Linked DNA regions of Homo sapiens: all the other regions are linked to region 1. Evidence: chromatin loops called from intact Hi-C (ENCODE). Cell type or tissue: sigmoid colon. All regions are shown on one strand. Each heading gives the region's core, and the rest is flanking DNA. Links, peaks and the distances in the headings are about the cores only.

Evidence for each region. Hi-C counts contacts between places; a loop is a spot of excess contacts. Peaks named below come from ENCODE experiments on the same cell type or tissue, not always from the same donor. Only the 100,000 strongest peaks of a DNase experiment are listed, where the experiment ranks them.
Region 2: it touches region 1 in a loop (2.6-fold over the local background); 7 of 110 quality-filtered maps call a loop at or near these places.
Region 3: it touches region 1 in a loop (3-fold over the local background); 31 of 110 quality-filtered maps call a loop at or near these places.

The regions. Positions count from the first base shown.
Region 1 is chr1:61,449,469-61,456,645 of GRCh38, reverse strand. It overlaps NFIA (nuclear factor I A), which reads right to left. Exons shown (of 11, transcript NM_001134673.4): 11 at 1-1,343. The coding sequence ends at 1,326. Among named protein-coding and RNA genes, the nearest start is that of NFIA-AS1, 200 kb to the right of the region's middle. RefSeq lists an enhancer at 2,128-4,523. In sigmoid colon, for the core only: CTCF peaks have their summits at 2,846 and 3,049 (motif pointing right); DNase peaks (open chromatin) are centred at 3,085 and 6,055; H3K27ac peaks cover 1,788 bases.
Region 2 is chr1:61,395,018-61,402,194 of GRCh38, reverse strand. The region is part of intron 7 of NFIA (nuclear factor I A); the gene reads right to left. Among named protein-coding and RNA genes, the nearest start is that of NFIA-AS1, 150 kb to the right of the region's middle. In sigmoid colon, for the core only: no CTCF peak of the experiment used is centred there; a DNase peak (open chromatin) is centred at 4,023.
Region 3 is chr1:61,848,997-61,856,173 of GRCh38, reverse strand. PATJ (PATJ crumbs cell polarity complex component) reads right to left here. Exons shown (of 44, transcript NM_001350145.3): 18 at 1-144. It also overlaps the pseudogene RNU6-1177P. Among named protein-coding and RNA genes, the nearest start is that of MIR12132, 6.5 kb to the right of the region's middle. In sigmoid colon, for the core only: a CTCF peak has its summit at 3,830 (motif pointing right); no DNase peak of the experiment used is centred there.

The DNA.
Region 1 (7,177 bases), core at 1,093-6,092:
TCAGGGATGCAAAGGTCTTTAAAACTTCTGGACAATCTCTGGTACAATGAGGTGTCTGATAACTGATAAATCCTATGATGCCAGATAGGTGTAAAATTTTTTAGAATTGGCGTAATCCATTATAGTGACTTCTAGCTTATAAAATTAACAGATACCATGATTTCATTTTAGTCATGTGCTTTGATAACAGAAAATAATTAATTAGCATTTAATGTAGTTAACATATTGTGGTAAAAGCACCATTAGATTTGTTTTTTTGTTTTTTTTTTTTAATTTCCTTCAGTTTTTAAAGGGATACAAGTTTAACAATAAAAAACATAAAAAGCAAAAATAGCTCCCCTTTTTCTTGCAAGGCTGTTTTTTACCCCAATAATTTAGAGTCCTGGGGTGAAAGGACTAGAAAAACAAAAATAGAATTTTCAACAATCTCTATCTTACAAAGATATTTAGCTATCCAATGAAATTGCACTTTACTCAATTCAAAATTCGATTGTTTTGATTGATTCCTGTCAGTTTCTGTCAAAACAGACCATCTTCCCCATTTCCATGTGAATTTTTGTGTCATTGTTGAAATTGTTGAAAAAATGTTGTTGTTGTTTTTTTAAATGTAAGTGCAGCATTTCAAAACTTTTAAAAAACTGAACAGTAGTAGTAGTAGTTTGCCATTTTCGGAATTGTTCTGCAATGTGAGTGGATTCATTGTCCTTGCGGGCCATGTTATATACTTAACTGCTGACTGCTGAACCAAAACAAACTAAAGGAACAAATAAAAAAGGAATATAACTGCATTTTCTTTTTCCAATATGTTACAGAAAAACATTGCCCTTTGACTGTCCCGTTATATATTGCAGATCTCAGCTACTACAAAAGATTTAGTTCTCCATGTGCCTCCTCAATGCTCAAGGAGGATCACACCTGTGTGGGTAAATTCATGAAATACTGTGAAACAGCCAGGCTCCGTAAGGAAAGTGTGTTACAACAGGAAGTCAGTGAGCAAGGGTAGTCCTCCGCTAGCCACGTCACCTAATGCTCACGCTACCATGGAAACACTTCAAATGTTACAAAGCCCAACCATTTCCAGCACCATATGAGAAATTACAACAGTCCCTAAAGTATTTTAAAAAAAAAAAAATCCCAAAAGGTTATGGCCTTTGCTGTTTGACCATAATGCTTGCTGTTTCCATGTACAAGTTGATTTGAATCGGTTTTTCTCCCCTTCCGCTGATAGTGAAGTTGTAACTGCGCTGGGTTGAGGTTGCGTCCATGTTACAGAGTTGAGAAGGGGTCAGGTGGTCTGTCTGGTGGATGGTGGGACGCTGCAACTTTTATCCCAGGTACCAGGACTGGAAGACAAAAGGAAAAATACAATTAAAATCACAATTTGTAAAAACGTGTGTTTTAGAAGTTGCCTTTTCAACCACGAAATCAGGATCTACGTTAGGGATGCGGGAGGGATTCGCTGGGAAAAGTAAAGGCACGACAGACAATAAAAAATCCTGTGACACTGAAACTGATCTTATTCTTCTGAAATTATAATTCATTGTCTTCATTGGGGTTTTCCAACATTCTGAGTATATCTTACAGAATGAGGTATTTCTGTTCACTTGAAATACAAATAAGGGTTTTGTTAACTGATGGGGGCAGTTATAGGAGGGCAGGAAACTTGACCATCTTGTTTATCATTCAATCCTCAGTGCCTAGCCCAGTGCCTGGAATACAGAACGTTCTTAATGAAGAAGAGTTGAATGAATGGAGAATGGGTAAAGGGAGGGGTTTCATGTGGCAATGAATGGCTACTCTGATGATTTTCAACATCTCCTTTCAAATGAGGTGCAGGCACTGAAGCCATGATTGTGACACTCTCCTAACAGGCCCAGATGGTCAATAGCGACACAAGAATAAGTGGAGGTAAGGTGGAAAAAGTGCTGGACCCAGTCTTCCTGGGTGATTTTGAGCAAGTCACAGTATTTTTCCTTCCTTACATATGTAGGATTTTATGAGGGAAGATGCTCCTTTCAGCCCAATATATCTAAAATGGTATTTTCAAACATGAAACATAATAACTAAGTAGGATCAAGATTTTACTCTATTAAGTACCACATTGTCCAAAGGAAAAATGAGGCCACTGCGTACCCTTCATTCATGCTTGCGTCCATGCAGCATTTATTTAGAGCCTTCTGTGTGCCTGCCAGGCCCAGTTACTGGTTACCTTTTCCTTTCGTAAATCCTTAGGTGGTTAGCTTTGAGCAATTGTCTGGTCATATATCACTTTATCTGCTGGCATTTCTTTTTCTGTTAGCTAGACAGAATGAGCAATTATGGACTAACATCAGAGTTAGTTTCTCCAGTGAAATAAAAAAGTATGTGGCTTTTGCCGACTTTTCTCTAGAGATACCTTGACAAATTCACTACATTTATCATTATTTACAGAAAAATTACCAAGGCCTAACAAAAACCAATGCTTCTGAATTCTTTAAGTTGACGGTATCAGAAAGGGTTCTAATTGGGTTGCTTCAGGCAGGTGAAGGATCATCCCTGTGGAAGAGATTCCATTAGGTAATGTAAGGACTCATTTGGTCCCCAGGGATGAATGGCTAAGTGATAGCTACATGGAGTTTGGTATAAGATTTCCTAGTCACACAAGCCACCTTTGATTTCCAGAGGAGTTTAAAAAACTTAAGCCCAGACCGAAAAACTACGCATCCTGTAGACTTTCAGATGTTATTCTTTGACCACATGCTTTGAGGAACACAATAAAGCCTCTTGTGTCCTGAAAGGAAATCAGCCTGGCAAATACACATGGCCTAAATCTAGCTGGACAAAAGAAAGAAGAGGGGGAGAGAAAGGAGAGAGAAAGCAAACCCCAAACTGTGTTTCTAGTAGGCCTCTACCTAACAGCTGACTCTCATCCACGTTAGAGCCGCTTCCTCCCTTCTACAAAACAGGTTCAAACTTTGGGTGCGGGGAATAATGCTTACTATTTCTGTTTTCACACTTTCTAAGTCGGTTGTGAAATTCCAGACTTCTTCAATCTGACACTAAGGTAGTTCTTGAAGCAAAGGCCTGGCACCCAGTGAGTCAGCAGGGGGAGCAGTTCTCCACACCACAGTTTCTGGACGAGACCTCAGGGCACTACAAAAATCTGCAGTGCCTCTGCACTTCTCTTAAAAAGCAAAGCAAAAAAAAAAAAAAAAAAAAAAAAGTTTCTTCACACATCTTACTATTCAGTATGTGCCTTGCCGACAAGGTTACCCCAGAGCAGCTCTGTAATCCTTCACTGAAATAGGCTTTATTGATTGCTCTGGTCTATTGTTCTCTTTTCAAGTCCCCCAAGTTCAAGTTCATCCTGGTGTTACATCATGTCTGGTTGCTAAGAGCAACCAGACAGACCCAGACGTGACTATCATTAGCAAGAAACCCTCTGCTCTCCTCCCACCAACCTTCCAGTGGTTCTGACGTAGCAGGCCCACTGCAAACACATTGAAGTATTTATTCTGCCTAATTTATGACCTACACAGCAAGCAAGACCCCCACTCCAAAAACCAACATTGTTGTATATTTAATTAATCTGTCTTTCTCTGGCACTTGGGAAAGTTAGACAAAGGACTAATTATTGTGTTTCACTCTGCACACTTTTCTTTTGGGGGGTGGATATTTGCATGGGAAAGAAAACTACAAGGCCCAGCATCAGCCCCCCACCTCTTTTTCTTTTTGCCCTATTGACATTTCATGAAATACTTTAGCTGCTTAAGGGAATTAGAAAAAAAAAATGCGATGTGAATGTTACTCCTTCTGAGTTGGTATTCAGTAACACAAATCAACTCATGACATGTTTAAATTTAAATGCTAACCACACACTCTCAGAGTTACTTTAAAGGTTAGTTTTTAATCAATAGAAGTTGCTGACTCCAGGTTTTTGGGCTGCACGCTGCAACTCTTGGGCTTTTGTCTAACGTTAAAGCTTTCAAACTTTTTTTTCCTTGAGATGATTTTAGCAATGATTTGCAGACACAGAAGGCTATTGTGCTCTGACCAGCAACATGTCAACAGAGGGGCTGAGCTGCCCTGTGGTGGGGTGTCAATATGACTCCTGAAGGCAGAGGTTGGGGGTCTTTAATAACCCGTGAAAAAACCTTAATTAACCCTTTCAGGCCCAAACCAAAACCTATTCTTAAACTTGTTCACTCCTATAATTTGACCATTAGTACTTATTTCAACATCACACTAATCTTCATGACAATTAACCCAGCTACTTGACCAAGGTTTTCCAGAACAGGAAGTTGGTTAGGGGAACCACACAGGGAATTTTTCTTTTTTGAAGTCTCTGATTAAATCATTTATTTGCAGAGATGGCAGATAGTTCTAATAATAATAATAATAATAATAATAATTCATACATCTCCCTGAATTTTCTCCTAATCAGTTTGTAAAGACACTCATAATCCCATTGGGATGAGTGTGACAGTCACACATGTGTAAGCCAGTCAATTCCTAGAAACTTCCATGAGCTGCTAGTAACACCAGATGGACAATATAATGTTTGTAAAAGCCTACTTTTCTCTTGTGATATTTTCTTATAATTTCTATTATGCAAGCAGTACAAGTTTTAGAACATTAATTGAAGAATGATTCTGCATATTTTCTTCTTGGGTCATATAGGAAAAACATAAAAGAAATCTGAGCTTATTCGATCGTTGGGGTTGAGCAGCAAATCACTGGGAAAATGGTAACACATTAAACAAAAACTATCCTCAGACATTTAGTGACATAAGCTTAGGTTTCATATGCTTTCTGCCTTCGTACTTTATAGCCCCTTAATCTACCCTACTGTATCCAAATGGACTACAAAGGAATCTCCCTCCCTATGTGCAGTGAGTGGCATTATTACAATGCAATATAGGATGATGTTATCTTGATACATTTACATTAAGTAAACACAGAGCTTTGATCTATTTTTTCCTCAGAAACTTTCAGCTATAGTTGTTGTGGAGGTCCACAAATCCACACTCCCACCAAGGCTCCAGTTACGTAAAATTAGTCGGTAACATTCACAATGTCTAGAGTTTGGGATGTGCTGAGCGGGAGTGGGGAGGGAAGTGGGGTGACTGTCCTCTTTCAATGTTCAAGGTGAAACATCAAAAGAAATCTGCAGTCCAGGACAAGAGCTCAGCTTTCCTTTTCTCCAGTCAAATGAAGAAGTAATCTCATCAGGTTGGAAAAGTGCTGACTAAGGATTTAATAAAGTGCCTGCAGATGTGGCGTCTCTAAGGTATTCAACTCATGTAATGCAAAACAGCTCCACACTGAATGTGCTTATAAAATTTCATTTAACCATTGCAGCACGACTTTTTCCCCTCACAGTTCTCTAAGGAGTTTTATCACACTTGCCGCCCGTTAATTTACAGCTCCATGAAAGTTCGAATCCCATTCCGCTGGGATTCTGGAATACTCACAGTAGTCAGGTTTTATGAACCATAAACAATATCTATCCGACTGCATCCTAAACAGGAAGCCTGAAATGGCAGAAGGTACCTCTGACGGTGCCAATCTCTTCCATTTCGTACGCCTCACAGAGAGCAATCAGAACACAGGGGCCGTCTTCCAAAATGTGGTCATGGGGCTGCTGAAGACACAGCTGATGCGGGCCATGGCCTCAACCCCTGCGTTAGCAACAAATGCTCTAATGTGTGCAACAACTTTTTAAAAGGCTTTTTACATCCTCTTTTTACTAAGAGGGCAGGATGCACATTCTAGAGGAAAAAGAAAAATGTCTGAGAAACATTTTTTGTATTTTGTATTTTACTTTAACCCCTAAAAGGAGCAGAGAGTGCTGGGGTGGCAGGGGCAGAGGGCAGAGTGGACTGTGATGCAGCAGAATCTGTTTTTCAGATTAAAAACTTAAACAAAAGGCCTCAACAAGGGCAAAGTTTAACACTGCGGAAGGAGGTTGTTAATGTGGAATCCAGAACTGGGTGTGACACTTGGCTTTCTTCTGCAGGCAAGGTGGGTTATTTGAGGACATTCACACACATAAAACGGAAATGTGCAAACACAGGCTGGCCTCCCCGCACCCTGCAGGCCCAGCTCCTCATCAGCCCCCAAAGAGGACTCAGCCAACCAATAAGCCAAGACTCCAGGAGCTGCTGTCGCTGTTGTGCATTCTCTCTTGGGGAGGTGTTAGCTTTGCACTACTACTTCACACTACTCCAGTGGGTCATTTTTGGCTTCCCGCACTTCTGTGGATGGACTAAAGCCTACTGTTTAGCCCAAATGAGTTGTCCTTGGCAAATCAGCCAAAAGCCCAGTAGTCTCTTCTGCCCATCTCAATATGATAGAAATGGATGAGGTCTCTCAGTGGACTCTGAGTTTCTCACATTCGCATAAACCATTTGGGAGCATTTATTCACTCATCCAACAAGCACTAAGGGCCTTCTATGTGCTAGGTGCTATGTATGCTGGCTCTGGGGATATAATGAGTAAAATATAGTCCCTGCCCTGTAGGACTTTCTTGTCTATCAGGAAGCAGTGGCTAGATTCTAGACCCTTCATGATACCAGATAGCCTGCTTTTCTCCCAATAGGATTTTATAAACTTCTGGCAATGAACGATGCCCAGTATCCAGTGTCCAAAGGACTCAGGATTGGTGTCACTTTTTCCACTGACCAGCAGTGTGACTTCAAGCAAGCCAGTCCCTGTCCTGGGACCCTCAGAGTCTTGTGAGGACCAGTCTGTATTCATGAGAGGCAGCAGTGATTTACACTGGTTTCTTCTGAAAAGGGTGTCATGCTGTACACAGGTGTTAGTTACTGGTACTGCCAGCCTTGGGCTTTGATCTCTGTAATCATTTTTCTTGCCTGATTTTATTTTCTTAATTAAAGAAAGTCTGTTTTCAGTAACTCCGAACCAAGACTTGTTTATTGTACAGAAAACTATTAAAACCGTAATGGGCCGGGATTGGCCCCGGCACCTTTGTGGCCTTATCTTTTCACCACTTGTCCTCAACACTTTTGTTGCCTTAAACTTCTTCCGGATCCCCCAAAGCCAAATGCTTTCTCCCTGCCAGGCCTGGGCACAGGCTGTCCCACTCCTTGGCTTTGCTAATGCTTACTAGTCCTTGGGTTCTAAGATTAGATGTCCCTTCTTCAGAGGGGTCTTTCTTGGGGCCTTTACCCTCAGG
Region 2 (7,177 bases), core at 1,497-6,496, 55 kb after region 1:
GTGGTGGTGGGTGCCTGTAGTTCCAGCTACTCCAAAGGCTGAGGCAGGAGAATGGCATGAACCTGGGAGGCGGATCTTGCAATGAGCCGAGATCGCGCCACTGCACTCTAGCCTGGGCGACAGAGGGAGACTCCGTCTCAAAAAAAAAAAAAAAAAAAAAAGAAAAATGAGTAAAACTTAGGACTTCCTGCAATGAATGATAAATCTTGGGATCTATTGTTGTTGCTTGTTAAAACCCACAAGCTAAAAAGTTAAATGGCTCTGGTCATCTCTTACTCTGCAAATTATGCCATTGGCTTTCAAGAATCAAAGGAATTTTTTCATCCAACATGGTACAGTCCTCCTTGCTGGTGGCAAAAAACTTGTACTCGGTACCCTGCGTCTGATGGAATAGTCACTAGTTAAGGACAGAATGTGATATTTCCCAAACTAGGCTGAGAATATACTGAGCCTAACAAAACGAAACACTCAACTTTTGCAGAATGCCAAACACAAAGGTGCCAATTCTGCTGACAAGAGCCCCTGGTAGGCTGACCTTGAAGATAAAGTGCCGCTGCCTCAGGTGCTCAATGGAAAGTGATGGGTAATTGTTAGATTATGAAATCACGGTGGCCTACAGAAAATGCTGCCCAAAAAAGAAATTCACTTGAGCAAAGATCAAGCAGAGCTGATCTTTAAAGAAATGAGATAGAAGAAATAACTCAAAAGCACCCTGTCATCTCCTCATTAACTGTTATAAACATCCTTTCCCTCATTTTGTTGTTGTTAAATACGTAAAAGACAATCATTAGCAACTTAAATTTAGACCTTCGTTTTTTATTTTACTAAAAACAATTTATTCACCATTTCCTTGTGGAACAGAGTTTAACACAAACACAAGAACATATGGTACTATATGGAATTAATTCTACAATGACTGATTTATAAGAATCAATTAATTCTTAATTAATACCAGGAAATCATTTAGCCTGTAGTTTCAAATTGGGCAATTGCTGAGTCTGCATTTTAAAGGGTCATCCTTTGCAACCCTTACTTTCTCATGCTTTGGACTTTCTGGTTCAGTCATCAGTTCACTGTGCAACTGGAGAGAAATCATTCGAGATCCTGAACCTTCATTTCTTCAAACAGAAAATAGTTACGTTACTGACATCACAAAGCTCTAGTTATTATTAAATAGATGCTATTTCTCTAGATAACCTGCTATTCCTCTTCTACCAGACAATGAAACCCACTGAAACTCAGAATTAAGATGTCATCAATGCCTGCCTAACTTTGTTTCTCTTCTCTCCTATTTCTTGTTTTCTCTCTTCATCTTGGATGTTTTTACTGTACCTAAGTTTTTATTTGTCTCAAATCATTTTAGAAAGAGCCACTGGGGTTAAATCAATTAAAGAGTAAAATTCATCAACTATATTTTGAGGTGGCCAGATCAGGCTTTATAGAAAAAAACTACCATTATGAATTTGGCATGATGCTAATGGAATGCACGAAGAATGGTATGAGTCCAGATTTTTGACGAAGAAAAACATGTCTTATGGATGTGTGTGTGTGAGTAGTTGACACCATAAAAAATTATAGCACATTATGTAAATGCATATTTAGATCCTTTAAAATGTGCATTATTTACTTGAGAGTCAATAAAGGCTTTTCTCAAGTGGTTACAGTTTATTGCAGTGCATCCATCTGTATCCACATTGATGTTAATACAATTTTGTGTATTAAAAGACACTACAAAATTGGCTGCTTCCGGCATCTAATACTCTTAGTACCCTAGGCCAGGAGCAGCAGAGAGTGTCAGAAACACTTCACTCCTGATGGATCTCACTACTAGTTTAAACTTTAACGAGTGGCCAGACTTGTTTAAAACAACTGTTTGGGCTTTTCACAAAGAATATAAATAAGATGGGAAGGAAGGAAATTTGATCAGGTTTCTTTGGCTGCAATGGCACTGCCTACACATCCTGAACAAAGTAGCCACAACGAAAAGAAACAGAGAGCCACAATTTCCCAAAGGGTGTAATACTCAGCTATTTATTACAAAATGATCATATTACTGGATACTTTGAAAAACGAAAGCAGGTCAGTCAGGTTGGTTTACTTGTTCATTCCCTCCCCACCAGTCCAGCAGCCCACCAGTTCTTAAAAATCCTCTCTTGGTTTTAGTTTAAAGGAGAAAAAGTTAAAAATTCAAACAATTGAAAAAATACATATACATGTTTAACTCAAAAATGCTTCTTCCGTTAAAAGCAGAATTTATTAAGACTGAGAAAGGAGAAGGTCAGGATCATTATTGTATTATTGGATATGTTGCAAGACTTCTATAATACAACCAGTGATTCTTGGTCTGAGAGTCCACTATGGGGAGGAGGTCTTGTAGACACATAAGAGTGCTCTTAAGAGGAGTCAGAACTAGTTAGAAAATCTAAGCGTGGGCCATATGAAATAGGATGGTATCAGGGAGCTGTGTCCAGACAAGCTTGGAATCTTGCATTTTTCTGCTTTTATAAGTCTTAGGGAAGAAAAAGAGATAGAAGAAGAAAGTAATCTCTTAGTATTTCCAGTAGTTTTTCTCAAGCTCATCCTCCAAGAACTCTAATAACTCTCACACATTTTCCCTCAAACCAAAATTTTATGGGTTGAAATATGTTCTTCTGTATTATAACCCTGACATTGCCTTAATTGTTTTATTCCTTGTCCATGAACCGTTGCAGATTCTCACACACTGGACAGAGACTTGGATTCTTTTCACGTTAGCTTTTGCTTTCTGGCATCAGCCTTTAAATCCCAGTCTCTCTTCTATGGGAGGCTCCAAAGAAAAGCTGTCAAGAGAGCAACACAAACAATAAAATATAATCCTCCTTCAGGCACAGTGTGCTCTTAAGGCAGTGTTATATACAGGCTTCTTCCCTCACAAGAGCGAATAATCACTCCTGAGCCCTGGCATCTGCAAAACTTCACAGTCTTAGTGTTAATGAATACAAAGGCAGTGGCAACAGGTGAGATTCCAAACAGTTTTTCTCTGTTAGCGCCATTATAAGAAAAACCTTCTTATCTGTCTTCAGAAATAAGATGTTCTTTAGATGAAAGTTACCACTTCCATAGCGTAAGGGTGGCATTAAGAACTCTTGACTACTCATAATTAGAAGTAAAAATTTGTAATACGGCAAAGCTTCAAAAGGAAAAGAAAATCGAAGAAAAAAATCCCACTTAAAAAACAAAAGAAGCTTTCCATAAGGGTAAATAGAACATAAAAATGGCTTGGGTTGTCAACTACTATGTATCTTGCTTCTTCAGAAATTCAAAACCACACTATATAACACCATTATACCCCACCTAAAGCTGAGAAATCTATCTTAATGGTCCATAGCCCTAATTTATAAATCATGCATGAATCAGGCCTGCCATTGATGAAAGCTGAGAAGTTTGGAGTTAAGGGATTTATTTTAACAGAGATACAGGAAAGAAGAATTGGCAATGCTTTTCAAACCTTTAAGAGGTGATGCCTTTTCTAAATAACAAAGCTTTTGACTCGAGGTGAGCCAAGGTTTTTCAAAACATATGGTACATATCTTTTAACATCACGAAGATGCACGTGAAAGGACCCAGATATGTCAATTGAGAGAAATATATGACATGGCTTGACAGCTTGCAAAACACCAGTGTTTTTGTATTACTGCTACCAGACAAAGTAACTTTATGCCACGGTTAGTTTCCAAGATGGTTGATAGAGTCTATTCCATTTGAATTCAGGGGATTTTCTAAGAGATCAAATTCTAATGTCTTTTGGAAAAACAGAAAGAAAAAGAAAGACCCACACAAGAAAACAGAAGGCCAAAGTCTTTTAAAATTTTTATCTAGATCAATTTTAGCTACTTCAAGACCTTTGTTGCTCAAGGCCCTGACTAGACCAGGAGTTGGCAAACATTTTCTGTAAAGACCAGATACTAAATAGTTTAGACTTTGCAGGCTATATGGTCTCTGTTGCAACTGCTGAACTCCGCTGCTACAGTGCAGAAGCAGTCACAGACATTACATAAACAAATGAGCGCGGCTGTGTTCCAATAAAAGTTTATTTTCAAATACAGGCAAAGGGCTATTGGATCTGTGGGCCCAATAGTTTTCCAGTCCCTGGTGTAGACCCACAAAATTCTTGTTCACTCTCCAAGCACCTGCTGTGCTCTGTGAGTCAGACCCCTGACAGTCAATACCAATTCCACCTCAGCTTTCTGAAGCTTTCCAAAGCAATCTGGTCACCTTTGATATCTCATTAACTCTCCACGGTAGACTTTTGATTGTCTGTCTTCACCATTACTTAATATGCCTTGGTCTGTGCTGGCTGACCACATCCGTGTGTGTGCGTATATAATTCTAAGTTAAACATACGACTCAGAAAAGCAGTGCAGTATAATATAAGGACCAGGGCTTTGGAGTCAGATAGACATGAGTTTAAATTCTAAGCTCTATCACGAGCTATGCTTCAGGTTGCTGAGCTTCTCTACAACTCAGTTTTGGCATCTGTATAATGGGGCTAATAATACCTCATAGCGCTGTTGTGAAGACTAAATGAGACAATGTATATAAGGCACACGGCACAGTTTCTGATCACACAATTAAGTGATCAATAGCTTCTTTTGTAGTATGATAGTACTATCATAGACAAGAATGGGATAGGCAATGAATACATTGAAATTTGCTCCTGTGTGCTAGGACCTGTTCTGATTGTAGAATACATGAAAGAAAGGAGTGATGGAACAAGAGGTACTTGTTGCTCGCCTGTCTCTTGGACAAAAAAGTACATAAATATTGATAAAATAGTATATACTATCAGCATGGATATGACATGAGGGCCTTGAAAATAATTCCACAAACAACAAAATGAAAAGTAAAAGCAACAACAGCAGTAGCAACAATCTTGACCTAATAATCATAGATACCATAGATATCTAAGTAAAGATAAAAGTTCTTTAAAGACCTAGACAAATAGTCTTTGCTGACCAAACATACTGTGAATTCCTGCCTTTACTTAAATTTCAGACTGTGAGATTTAACCCAGAAGCTTAGAACTATGGGGCCATCTCCCTTTAGATGCTATTTTTCACTTAGACCTACAATCCTTGAGTGTCCATACTGACCTCCCTCTTCACCACGTAGGCCCCTGCCAACCGGGCATTATTATTATTATTTTTTTTTTTGGAGACAGAGTCTCACTCTGTCACCTAGGATGGAGTGCAGTGGCGCAATCTCGGCTCACTGCAACCTCCACCTTCTGGGTTCAAGCAATTCTCCTGCCTTAGCCTCCCGAGTAGCTGGGACTACAGGTGCCTACCATCACACTTGGCTAATTTTTGAATTTTTTTAGTAGAGATGGGGTTTCACCACGTTGCCCAGCGTGGTCTTGAACTCCTGAGCTCAGGCAATCTACCTGCCTCGGCCTCCCCAAGTGCTAGGATTACAGGCATGAGCCACTGTGCCTGGCCCCCAGGCACGTTTCTGACCACACCACAATCTGAGCATGGCCTCCCCACGGCCTCCCAAAACATGGAAACAGTGGAAATCTCTATCATTTCCCTTGAAAGTCCCATCGTGTTAGTTATTGGGAGTTTGCTTATCAGAAATCTAATACATATTGACTACTAGAAATACTTTTCGGCTGGGTGTGATGGCTCACACCTGTAACCCCAGCTACTCAGAAGGCTGAGGCAGGAGAATCACTCGAGCCCAGGAGTTTGAGACCACCCTGGGCAACACAGTGAGATTTCATCTCTACAAAAAATTTTAAAAATGTAGCCAGGTGTGGTGGCAGGTGCCTGTAATTCCAGCTACTTGGAGGCTGAGGTGGGAGGATTGCTTAATCCCAGGAGTTTGAGGCTGCAGTGAGCCATGATCACACCACTGCACTCTAGCCTGGGTGACAGAGCAAGACCCTATATCTAAAAAACCAACCAACAAACAAAAAAACAGTAACAAAAACAAATGCTTTTCAGAAGATCTAGGGCATTTTTTAGGAATATTTTCAGACTAGATAAAGAGACTTGGGTTTTAACTTAGTTTCTGCCACTACCTGGCATATTATAAATGTGGGTGGCTTCTCTCTCCCTAGGTCTCTCTTCTCACAGTAAGCAGCTTGGACTAAATACTCTCTGAAGCTCATCTAGTTTAAGCTCTAGTGGATGTATAGAATTCAGTCTCTGGGATTACATTTACAAATAGTACAACTGATCCATAAAAATAAAATTAAAATCTAAAAATTGAAATAAGGAAGGCTTTTAAAACAAATGATTTTAAAAATGTTTATGGGATATTAAGTTGTACAGTATATCTAGACTCAGTCTTTAAGATACTTTGGCTTTGGGGAGACTGTAATATTTAGAGTTTAAAAAAACCTGAGTGTGCTACTTTAAGCTCTGTGAAATACAGCCCCAGCCTTTGTCCTGACAGGGCCTCTTTGAATCAAAATTGACCATATTCTCACACTAATTGCCTAAGCTTCCATGATGGCTGATGTGAAATGTGTTCAAACGCCACGCAACAGCTGTGATTATTGGAAATATTTAGAGTGATGGTTTAATAGGCAAAGTTGACAAGAATCCAGTTACATGAAGGGAACTTGAACTTTTACGTAACATGTAAGCGATACTACTGTGAGACTAAATGAAGAATGAAAAACAAATCAAAACAATTACTTGAGAAGAAAACTAACCACCATAGATTGGATGATTCCAGAGATTAACAGAAAAAGGGAGGGAATCATCCAATGACCTGTTGGAAGTGAAATGGAATTACAAACTGCAGTCCTGTGAAAGAGGACTTCAAAAAACAAGATCCATGCAGATGCTTCTTGCGTAACGACCAAGTGCTGGATCTAGGCTGTTGCAAGTCTTTTCCTGCATTAAAAAAAAAAAAAAACACACACACACACAGAAAATAAGCAGACAGAAAAGCAAATCTCATAACAAACATAAAGCCATGGGTTATTTTGCAGCATTTCTCTCCACCAAATTGTCAGATTTATACTGAAATGGAAGCCTCTATTTCTGTGCAACATGATTACTAAAGCATAGGCTACTTTTCTCTCTCTCTCTCTCTCTGAGACAGGGTTTTGCTCTGTCGCCCAGGCTGGAGGGCAGTGATGCAATCTAGGTTCACTGCAACCTCTGCTTCCCAGGCTCAAGCGATC
Region 3 (7,177 bases), core at 1,045-6,044, 400 kb before region 1:
TTCAGCAAGTGAGGTGTTGTCCAAACAGTATTCATTGACTGAGACCAGGCGGTCTCCAGGTAATAGTCCCCCACTTCTTTCTGCTACACCATCTGCTACCAGGGAGCGGATCACAATCACTGATCTTGTAGGATCTAAAGGGTCCTGTGAATCGAGCAAAGAAGAAGGATGAGTCCATGCACTGAAAATAAATATGCAGCCTTAGGACAGCTTGAGTTGACTGATGAATCTTATTTGACCACTTACTTCATGTGTCTGGCACTCTGGTGATAATCTTCTAAACAGGTAAAAATAAATTAAAATCTCACTCTAAGCCAAGTATGGTTGTACACCTCTGTATAATTCCAGCTTCTTGGGAGGCTGAGGTGGGAGGACTGCTTGAGCTCAAGAGTTTGAGATTAGCCTAGGCAATATAGCAAGACCTTGCTAGAAAAAGTTTTTGTAATTAAAAAAATTAAAAGGCCAGGTGCAGTGGCTCATGCCTGTAATCCCAGCACTTTGGGAGGCCAAGGCAGGAGGATTGCTTGAGCCCAGGATTCAAGACCAGCCTGGACAACATGACGAAATCCCATCTCCGCAAAATATACAAAAATTAGCCAGGTGTGGTAGTGTGTGTTTGTAGTCCGAACTACCAGGGAGGTGGAGCAGGGGGTGCTGAGGTGGAAGGATTGCTTCAGCCCAGGAAGTCAAGGCTGCAGTGAGCTGTGGTTCAGAGCTCACTGCAGAGCTGTGGTGACAGACCAAGACCCTGTCCCAAAAAATAAATAAATAAAACATCACGCAAATATCAGGTTGTATCAAGGTGAAAATATAATCTTAACAATTTCAGTGGCATGTCTGAGTGCCCAAAATATATAGATTTCCTGTTAAAATTTTTGGTGATTGATATTTGGCTGGACCATACGAGGTCTGGGAACAGCTGGGCAAGATTCTCTGACATTCTCAAGCACAGTCATATGATGGACCAAAGATAAGCCTGTCTGTTACTCCTCTAGAGCCGTAAGTAAGCTCCAAGAAAAGCATGAACGTAATCATAAATATAAAATGGGAAATGATACTCCGTTCTTATACCTTCACCAGTAGTACAGAATCCTCCTATAAAACCACACAAATCCAGAAAAGACATGGAAACCATGGACGATTCCACTGTATTTTAAAAAGTATATTTATAAATAATGTGACCTAAAATTATGATATAGTACCCTTAGGTCACAACTATTCCAATACACACTTAAATATGAATTTATGAACAAAAGCAACATACAGATCTTTCACCCGTTGGGAGAGCCCCATATTTCTTGATATTAAACACCGAGGACAACATTGACATTCAATACATCTGGTTAATGAAAACCAATTTATATCTCCACTACTGTTTTTTAATTTATTTAACCAACTGATATATAGCACTTACTATATGTTGGGCTTGACAATCACTAACTTATCTAATCCTTACATCTCCAGGATGTAGGCAAATTTATTGTCTGTGTTTTACAGATGACGAAACCGAGGCTCAGAAAGTTAAGGAAACTAGCCAATATCACCCAGCGTATATGTGGCATAGCCAGAATCCAACCAGGCAGCCTGGCTCTTAAGTCCTTACTCTTGACCACCTCACTCTGCAGCTTGCTCTGCATCATTAATGGTCAGAAGAAACGGGAAACAAAGAGTTGTAAATTGAGAAGAAAGAAATATTCATATGGCCATCTTATGATTGAGCAGAGTCTCTTAATTTGTCTTAATGGTGGAGGTGTATGGCACTATTACTGAACTTCTAACTTAGCAAGGGAGAGAAAAAATGACATCCCAATCACAGCAGCATTCACGTTGGTTTCTCTATGCTTCTCCCATTGTTTCATTATGCACATGCTGTTCCACAAGGCAACATATTGTAACCTGAGATTCTACTACTCTAGCCTCTCTTAAAACCTTCCAGAGAAAGTAGAGAAAAACTGCTAGGTTTTCTGTGGGAATTACAAAACTTTGGAATTAGCAAAGTAAGAACTTGCCAAGTTCCCGGCTATGTCTGTTTGAAGTGGCTGATGATTCTTTTGAAGTTTTCTGATCCAGTTTTCTATGCCTCTGTGTTTCAAACATCAGGGTTCATTTTCAAAGTACTGCATGGAATTTTAACCAAATATACCATATTTAAATCAACAAAGGCTACACAGCTAATTCCTTGAAGAATGCCTTCAAATGTAACTTATCTTGCTTTTTGCAACTAACCCTGCCTTTCTACCCCCGAGTCAAGAGACTCTTCAAAATTTTCTTACAGGCTCTGATGTAATATAACACCACATATTTATGAAGAGGATTAAAAGTAAAAAAGAGCCCAGGGAACTCACTAATAAAGTAGTGTTAAACTATAATTACACCAGTATTTTCAAGTAGAGGGAGCTATTGCATAGGAAGAGAACAGAAGAGAACCAAAAAGTACAGTGGCATATCAGCAGGCAATCGACGTGGTAATATAAAAGAGCTGTCTATTTTGTCACTGGCAACCATGAATCACAACACACTTTTCATCCTGAAATATGAAACCATTACATTTTAAGTTTGACACACTAATAAATAAGCTGTACAATTATTTCCTTCATTTAGGATGTCAGTTTTTGATGAAAGGCTTTTTTATTGGGGGGAGAAGGGAGACTACATAATAGCTTATTCCTCTCATGAACTGCCCAGCAGCTAACATTACTTCATATTAATAATTTCTACACTTCCTTAGAGAAAACTGCAACAGCAAAATATACCAAAAGCAAATAAATGGTTGCACCAAGTTGTTTGTGAACAATCTCTGCAGTTTCAGATAACACCAAAATTTAAAAATATTATTTTTAACCCAAATAGGTGAGGAGGTTTTCAAAATGCAACCCACTGAATTGATAATTTAGGAACATTCTAAAGGACGATTCACCAGAAGGAAATGGAAATAGACTTCTACCCTTGAAAGGTGAATATATTTTCCTTATTGCCAGAAAAGTCATTGTGAGCACTAATTTACACAAAGTGAGGCCTTCTTTAGACCTCAAACTAGTGACAGGAATGCTTTCTTACTAAAATGTATTCAGGTTTAGACCACTAGTTATGCTAAACACTAAATCCAATCTACCACCCCTTTTCCTGGACGACAGAACCCAAAGGCAGCTTCTTTGTCATTTGGGGGGCAGGGAGGGGACAAACTAGCTACCTCTGAAGATGCCCCATTATGTATAATCACTGCTTCATTTTTTATGATGACTTTTCTGCCTGTGATTTCCCACGTAGCTGAATGAAATCGCTTTAATGAGTAACAGTCATTTCCTTTCATTTCCTTTACATCACATGCAGCAGCCACCCTATGGAAAAACAGCAGCTGCTACTGCCTACTGAGGTGGCTGCTATTCTTGAGGCTTTGCTGCATAAAAATGCTCAAACACCAGCCTGACTCAGGCTGCTTCTCATCAGAAAGGTCCATTTTCTGAAAATACAATCTATGATATTATGTGCATGTTATAGCAAACAAATGTTATAGAGACACTTCTCAAAACCCTTACCCAACCCCCAGGCCCCCAGGCATATTTACATAGATAAATATATGAAGCGCTTCACAAATGTGCATGTTATTCTTGCACAAGGGTCGTGCTGATCTCTGTATCATTCCAATTTTAGTACATGTGCTGCCAATGTGCACACCCCTGATGGCACCTTGCTGAAATTATTTTAACTGTCTTCCTACTAAAAACAAAATCCCCATCAGTTTTTATCACCTTTCATCATAATTGTAAAATCTCTAATATTTCTTCTTTTGGTAAATAACACTGCAAGGAACATTGTGTTTAAGAATCAAGATGCCGCTTTAGACTAAATAGCCAATAGAGGGCACCAGAGACCAATCATAGAACATGAGAAACATGTACTATGGGAGCCATTCTCTTCTGAAGGAATTTTTTTCCTCTTTATTCAAAAGGCTTATATTATTATACACACTGTAACAGTGTACCATATGTTTGGTTCAGCCCATTTATTTCTGAAAGTTGTACCCTACACCTCTTTTTTTTTTTTTTTTTTTTTTAAGACAGAATCCCTCTCTGTCACCCAGGCTGGATTCTCATGCCTCAGCCACCTGAGTAGCTGATGTTACAGGTGTGTGCCGTCACTCCCAGCTAATTTTTCTATTTTTAGTAGAGATGGGGTTTTGCCATATTGGCTAGGCTGGTCTCGAACTCCTGGCCTCAAGTGATCCTCCCGCCTTGGCCTCCCTATATCCTCTGAGTGGCATCAGCATATACTCAAGCATTCCCTTCTCCCCCTCACCCCTCCATTGAGTTGCTCACTAAGGCATGTCAGTTCTTTTTATCTCAGCCTTTTATCTCTTCTGATTCTTCCTTTCCATTTCCACTGCCACAGCCTTGGTTCAGCTTCTCGTTACTTCTGAGCAGCTGCTACAGTTTCCTGATAAGTCTACCTGTCTCTAATCTTGCCCCCATGAGTCAATTTTCTAGAGAGATAATAGAACCATCTTTAAAAATAAAAAGGTGATCATAATTCCTCCTCTGCTTACAGTACTTCAGGGATACCTACTGCCTTCAAGATAAAGTCCTAACTCCTTTATTCTTCGTGGAAGGAAAATCCTTCAGAACTGCAGTTCTGTCTCGTCTCTCACTTTCCCCATACATATCACTGCCTGCTCCCGTTTGCCCAACACTTTATCCCAGGTATTGTGAAAGGCCTTGTCATGCTGCGTGGCTTAATGCAAACCATCCCCTCAGCCACGAACGCCCTCCCTGACCCACTGCCACTTGTCTAGAGTTTGCCCCAGAGTCAGCTCAAGTGTCTCCTCCAATGAGAAGCATTCCCTTACTCCCTGAAGACCCAAGCACTTCCTACTCTGTGATATCCCTAAACCAAAAAAGACCTTCAATTACAGCATTTATCATAATATATTTCCTTTACTATTTGACCTTCTAGAATTAGTTTGGTCTTCCTGTTAGATGTATCCACAGCTTGTTGCATTTTCTTCATTAAAATACTTTTTACATTTTACTGAAATTATTGTAAATTATTTCCTTTAAATTACTTCCTACTAAAAGTAAGCTTTATGAGACCAAGAATGTGTTTGCTTAGTTTTTGCTTGATTTTCAGGGCCTACTACAATGCTTGTCATGGAGAAGGCACTGAAGAGTAGTTAAAATGTTGAATGACTATCTATTTAGTTTGCGTCTTCCCACTGGACGGCAAGTACACCAAAAGCAAAAGCCACATCCCATCATATAGGAATAACAACAACAGCTGGTAACACTTACTAAGCTCTTGCCATACCAGGCACTGTTCTCAGAATCTTATTTATTTGAACCCATTTAATTCTCACACCATCATGAGGTAGGTATGTACCAACATTATCCCCACTTTCCTGGTGAGGAAATTGAGAAAAATTAAATAACTTAACCAAAGCACATGGCTGGTAAATGGCAGAGCCAGAAATTAAGCCAGCCAGTCAATTCCCAGAGTTTGTGCTTTTAGCCACACTAAGCAATGCTGCTTCTCTAACTTAAGTATTTGCTAAATGAATGAAATGTTGAAAGAAGACAAATATGTTAGAAGATATTTTTATCATCTTACCAAAGTGTATAAAACTGAATCCCCTAAATATTGCACTTGGCCACCAGAGGTTCATGTTTCAGTACCTAGCAGATGAAAAGTTAGAGGGTACAGAATGTGCAGCATGCCTGCATGTACAGGTAAAACATGCATTTGTTTGCCAAATTTCAATGTACAGTTACTTTCTCAAGAATCCATTCATTTGGTGGGCGTAAGAAGACTGTTACATGAACAGATTCAAACATGTGATAATCATTATGCCCAAATGGATGGGATTCAAAGTTTCTGATGTGTCTATAAAATGTATTATATGAATATTTGTGTACATTCCCAAAGATCAAAGAGACCAGATTTCACATAAGCTAAGGGAGAGTGCAAGAGCATCACCTAGAGCGGAGAGGTGGTTCAGCGGAAACAGGCTCTGTCACAGACAGAGACATCAACTCGAAGATGTGGAGAGCTCTAGCTGTGAAATTGCTCTAAAACCTAGATGACAAATCCAAGCTACCATGGCAAACTCAGTGAAAAGACACGAAGTAGAGAATGTGACATAAAGAGGAGACAGAAGGAATCAACAAGAAAAGTGTCATAGGTAATAAACTGGCAAATGCATCAATAAGAGGCATTTAGGAAATAAGAACAGGAGATATATACCAAGAATTGTTCTAATATTTAACATTTATATGCTTAGCAGTATTACCCCAATAAAGAAACACAAGGTGTAACAAAGACTTAACTACATTCAAAATGAAGAATATCTTTTGGGTTTGTTTGTTTTTAAAAAATTTATTCTGTATGTAACACTCAAACTTTTAAAGACATCAAATAACAGGATAGGAATTTAAAGACCACACAGCAGGATGGCAAAGAGATGGATCATAGTTTATTTCCTTTGATAATTTTGACTCTTACTGTCAACTGAGTGTATTACATATAAAGTTGGTCAACTAAACTCATGAGAGGAAATATGGTTAACTCATAGAGTCTCTTTTTTCTTTTTTGAGACAGGGTCTCACTCTGTCGCCCAGGCTTGAGTGCAGTGGCACAATCACGGCTCACTGCAGTCTCGACCTCCTGGGCTTAAGTGCTCCTCCCACCTCAGCCTCCTGAGTAGCTGGGACCACAAGTGTACACCACATTCAGCTAAATCGTTTTTAATTTTTGTAGAGATGTGGTCTCCCTGTGTTGCTCAGCAGATCTCAAACTTCTGGGCTAAGGGATCCTCCCACCTCAGCCTCCCAAAGTACTGGGATTACAGGCATGAGCCACTATGCCTGACCTAATTTATATAGTCTTAATGGTATGTTATTAAAGTTCTAGGCTGTGTTGTATAGTTCACCACACCAAAATACCTGCTCTACAGCTGTATTACAGAGGTCCTTCACAAGGATGAAATGATTCCAAGGAAGGACTAGCAAAACAACTTCAATCAACTCTGAAATAGAAAGTACTCTACAAGTGAAAAGAAACAATCTACCAACCAACAAGTTCAATGCTGTACCACATGTCACTACAGAACTAGGCTTTCAGCTTCATTCCACAGATATGTATTTTTATTTCAGTAAGAGAAAGTATGTTTCAAAGATAATTTTAAAGG